Linked DNA regions of Homo sapiens: region 2 is linked to region 1. Evidence: read pairs that join two places in POLR2A ChIA-PET (ENCODE). Cell type or tissue: CD4-positive, alpha-beta T cell. All regions are shown on one strand.

Evidence for each region. ChIA-PET counts read pairs that join two places held together with the same protein. Peaks named below come from ENCODE experiments on the same cell type or tissue, not always from the same donor. Only the 100,000 strongest peaks of a DNase experiment are listed, where the experiment ranks them.
Region 2: POLR2A ChIA-PET joins it to region 1 with 5 read pairs; 8 of 35 experiments call an interaction of 5 or more read pairs at or near these places.

The regions. Positions count from the first base shown.
Region 1 is chr3:148,998,234-149,000,733 of GRCh38, forward strand. The region is part of intron 4 of GYG1 (glycogenin 1); the gene reads left to right. Among named protein-coding and RNA genes, the nearest start is that of GYG1, 7.9 kb to the left of the region's middle. In CD4-positive, alpha-beta T cell, no CTCF peak of the experiment used is centred here; a DNase peak (open chromatin) is centred at 958; H3K27ac peaks cover 461 bases.
Region 2 is chr3:149,140,000-149,142,499 of GRCh38, forward strand. It overlaps HPS3 (HPS3 biogenesis of lysosomal organelles complex 2 subunit 1), which reads left to right. Exons shown (of 17, transcript NM_032383.5): 2 at 5-499; 3 at 1,018-1,189; 4 at 1,296-1,381. Among named protein-coding and RNA genes, the nearest start is that of HPS3, 12 kb to the left of the region's middle. In CD4-positive, alpha-beta T cell, no CTCF peak of the experiment used is centred here; no DNase peak of the experiment used is centred here.

The DNA of each region.
Region 1 (2,500 bases):
AATAATAGGGAAGTTTAAGTCTCAGTTTTATTTCACTATTTAGCTTGTTTATGCTGTAAGCTAATAGTTCTCAAAACAAGGGTGATTATGTCCCCCAAAGGACATTTGGCAATGTCTGGAGACATTTTTGGTTGTTACAACTGAAGGGGGAGGGTGCAAAGGGCATCTGATGAGTGGAGGTCCAGGATGCTAAACATCCTACAATGCACAAGACGATTTCTTCCAACAAAGAATTACCTAGCCCAGCATGTCAGTAGTGCTGAGGTTGCGAAACTCTGCTCTCTACATGCTCTAAAACAGAGCAGGAGTATCTGAACCATAATGTATGGCAGCATCTAACAAGAAGTGAAGTCTTGTTTTAAGCAACCTTAAAATAAGAAAATAATAATGTGTTAAATGTTCACCGTGGTCAAGGCCGAATGAAACTTCTTCGCTTTACTGACATGTTTTTAGCTCCTGCTATTTTCCTTTCATAGAAGGAATGAAAGCTGTATTAGCCTTTAAGTTCAAAAGATGTATTCCTTATTTCTACTGCTTATACTGAAAGTTACCTTTGCATAAAAGAGGAGAGTGTTTTTAGCAGAAGTCCACTGTTTGTCTTAACCTTCTCGTCAGAGTGTAGCTTTCTTCACCTCCTCTCCTAATTTGAAGGAAGTAAGTGTAATCCTGCCAGAAATTCGGTGTAACTCTTTTCAGCTTTAGTAAGTGAATCACATTCTAAAGTATATCTTGTGGCCTGCCAACTGCCTGAAATCCACATGATTTTAATCATGTAAAGAGAATCCAATTTCTAACCTAGAAAACGATTAGATGTTATTGAGAGGTAAGACTTTGATTACCAAACAGTAGTGTGCCGTGGTAAATTATCTAGGTTATAATTTGAGAATATGAAACTAACTAACCTATTCTTTGTTAAGAAGCTTGGATGCGTGCAGAGTGCTCGACTAGGAAGCACTTCCTGCTTTTTCAGCCAGAATCTGAAACCACCGTGAGATTCTGTCTGTGCCTCTAGCACATTTCATTATTCAGCAGCAGGTTTCCAGGTGCTGGCCATCCTCTGAGGTATTCCATTTACTGGCTCATTGGTGGTGAAGGACTGAATCTTCTCTGTTAATAGAAATTGAAAGAGGTAAAAAGTCATCTATGCAGCTGAGAACTTATGGTTCTCAATATGTTGTTTAAATTCAGCAGAAGAATGAATTAGCAGTTCTCGAATCAAAGGTTGTGTTCACTTGAAATATGTGTTAAGCTTTACTTAGCAAAGAAAGCTCACTCTATACCTTGGGAGGCTGCTTCTCTCTGGAGGGGTTTACTATCCACTTGAATCAATGTGTGAACTGTGTGACATAAAGATGTGTTGGACTTATGCTTGATAGCAATAAAATATTTCTTTATGGACAATGACTTTGTCTAATGGCAGTAACCTTTGCCTCTGGTTTTCAATATGTTATTATATAAAAATTATAAATATAGTAAAAGTAAATAGTCTTAAATATAAAAATTAAGAATTATATAAAAATAATTTTGGTTAGGTGTTGTGCTGTAGGCACTGATGAACATTTTCAGGTGTTCCTTTCACAGTTACCCACATTTTCTCACAACCATAGTTTCTCCCTCCACCACCCCCATAGTCAGTTTTAAGTCCCGGAATTTTCAGCTCAGACCAGTTTTACAGATGACTGTATCTCAGTGTGAATATCTCGCAGGTCATGTTTTTAACCTCTTTCCTGTGTTCATCAGAAACTGGTGGGGCCTGATGTCCACTGACAAGCCACACAGGCTGTTGATGGCTGAGCATTTGCAGCTGCTTTTGCAACCCTTCTCATGCAAAAGAATGTGGCTGTCATTCTTCTAATCACCAGCCCTCTATTCACAGCCTCTCCACCTCTCTATTCTGTGACTCTGGCCAAGAGAATAATCCTAATATGGCAAACCATACGAGGTACCTGGACTTCTCTTTCTTCCTAAAATTCTATAATGTTAGATTTTAGAACTGGTGACTACATAACCGAATTCATGGCTGGTGTCTAATTTTCCATAATGAAGAGTCAAACTTCTATACTGTTGTATTTTCAAACTGTCTTGGCACTTACTTCATCACTGTAATTACATATTTCCCGAAAAGTTGAACAATAGCTGTTGTGAAATAGTTCTACACTAGTATTGTATAGGATGTGACAAGATAAGGTTAGCTTCTGGGCATGTTAGCACTAAGAGGGGAAGAGAGAGCTCATTATATTGTAGGTTCTAATCAGCAGTTTTGCTTCTGCCACATCGGTGAAATGAGGCTGATGAACTTGACTCTGAAGAAATCAACCTGAATGCAAGTTGAGGTTTATTTTCTTTTCCCCTGTGACTAATATATCTTAAGAGTGCTTGTATAGTTGAAGAGTTAAGTGCTTAAAAATTGTCTATTTTGTCTGTATGTGTTAGTTTCAAAAACCTAAGTCAGAGGAATTCATATTTTGTAATTTGGAATATCCTTAAAAAACATCTTATA
Region 2 (2,500 bases), 140 kb after region 1:
TCAGGAGATTATTTGGTAGCAATTGAAGAGAAAAACAAAGCTACATTTCTACGTGCTTATGTGAACTGGAGAAATAAAAGGACTGAAAACTCTCGTGTGTGTATCCGAATGATTGGGCATAATGTGGAGGGACCATTCAGCAAAGCCTTCAGAGACCAGATGTACATTATTGAAATGCCGCTTTCGGAGGCCCCCTTGTGCATTTCCTGTTGCCCTGTGAAAGGAGACCTTCTCGTTGGCTGCACAAATAAATTAGTCTTATTTAGTTTGAAGTACCAGATCATTAATGAGGAATTCTCACTATTGGACTTTGAACGTTCTTTAATTATACACATAGATAATATCACTCCTGTTGAGGTTTCTTTTTGTGTTGGATATGTTGCTGTCATGTCAGACTTAGAAGTCTTAATCGTAAAACTGGAGTCAGGCCCTAAAAATGGAGAGAGAGTTCACCACCATCCACATAAGACCAACAATCGAATAAGACGGACAGAAGAAGGTAAATAATGAATTTGACTTGCTTTCTTGTTTTAGGAATATAGAAAACCTTCACCTTTGGCAGTCTGAAGGTCTGTGGTATATATGGTGCCCGGCCATGTTATTTATAGATTTAGTTATTCCTATTTCATGGGATTTGGTTTTATGATCTGGCTGTCCATAGCTTACTCTGTAGCATGTGAATATATTTATCAGTAGAAGTAATGGAACAACCACTGCTAGATGAGGGGCTTCTAGTCCTAGTCCTCATAGTTACTAGTTGAATGACCTTGGGTTAATAATACCATCTCTGAGTTTCAACATCCTCATTTGTAAAATGGGGATGATAATACCTACCCTGTTGTACTTTATCAGTTGTGGAGATTAAATGAGCAAGTGCTAAGTCTTTTCACAACCACAGTGCCTTGTAAATGTGTGCATATTATAAATAAATGAAATTACTATATGTCTAATTGGTGAGAGGATGTTGTAAAATCTAATTTTCATTCAAGCAGGACTGTTACATTTTATTTTTTTAAGGCATCAGTAATGAAATTTCACAGCTTGAGTCAGATGATTTTGTCATCTGCCAGAAGCCCCTGGAACTTCTTGGTGAAAAAAGTGAACAGTCTGGATTATCTGTTACACTGGAGTCTACGGGATTAGCTGATGAAAAAAGAAAATATTCCCACTTTCAGCACCTGCTCTATAGGTATTATAGTGCTTTTTTTTTTTTTACCAGCATTTTATGTATATATGCCTGCTTAAAGTACATGGAAGTTATATTTTTCCCTTTCTCTGTCTTTTTAAACCCACAGACGTTTTGCTCCTGATATTTCGTCCTATGTCTTGTCTGATGACATCAAGCTACATTCCCTCCAGCTGCTACCCATTTACCAGACCGGTAAGCATGACAGTGCAGGAGTGCGACAGTGCAGCAAGGTGAAAATGCTCTGTCTGGGCTGGGAGTGAAGACCCATGTGGGTAATAGGTTTGGTGGTTTGGTTCTTCCACTGGAGTCTCCTTGTGGCCCTTTAACAAAGTTTTTTTTTTTGTTTTTTTTTTTTTTTTTTTTTGAGACTGAGTCTCGCTTTATTGCCAGTCTGGAGTGCAGTGGTGCGATCTCGGCTCACTGCAACTTCTACTTCCTGGGTTCAAGTGATTCTCCTGCCTCAGCCTCCCGAGTAGCTGGGACTACAGGCGCCCGCCACCAAGCCCGGCTAAATTTTTTTGTATTTTTAGCAGAGACGGGGTTTCACCATGTTGGGCAGGATGGTCTCGATCTCCTGACTTTGTGATCTGCCTGTGTTGGCCTCCCAAAGTGCTAGGATTACAGGCATGAGCCACCACACCCGACCTCTATTTTATTATTATTTATTATTTTTTTTCTTGAGACAGAGTTTTGCTCTTGTTGTCCAGGCTGGAGTGCAATGGTATGATCTTGGCTCACTGCAACCTCCACCTCCCGGGTTCAAGTGATTCTCCTGCCTCAGACTCCCGAGTAGCTGGGATTACAGGAATGCCCCACCACGCCCAGCTAATTTTGTATTTTTAGTAGAGATGGGGTTTCTCCATGTTGGTCAGGCTGGTCTCGAACTCCCGACCTCATTGATCCGCCCACCTCGGCCTCCCAAAGTGCTGGGATTACAGGTGTGAGCCACCACACCCGGCCCAAAATCCTTAGCAAATACCTATGAGTACTAGAAAGGGAAGTCATACCTGCTAGGAGAAGCCATGGAGAAGGCATGACAGACTGAACTCATTTCCCTTTTTGAAATGGCCTCTAGGCCCAAAAAGGAAATTGGAGACCTGTTAGAGCCAAGGTATGTGTGGGTTCTAGCTGGGTATTTGGCCAAGCTTCTTATGATTGGCTTGTGAATTAGGTGTAAAAATGTGGACTGAATGGAAAATAATTTAGAGCAGTTGTTTTCAACCCTGCCACACAATGGGCTTACCTGAATGCTTTTTAAGATATTGATACTCAGGCTCTACATGCAAGATATCAGTTACAGGGCCTGGGCAT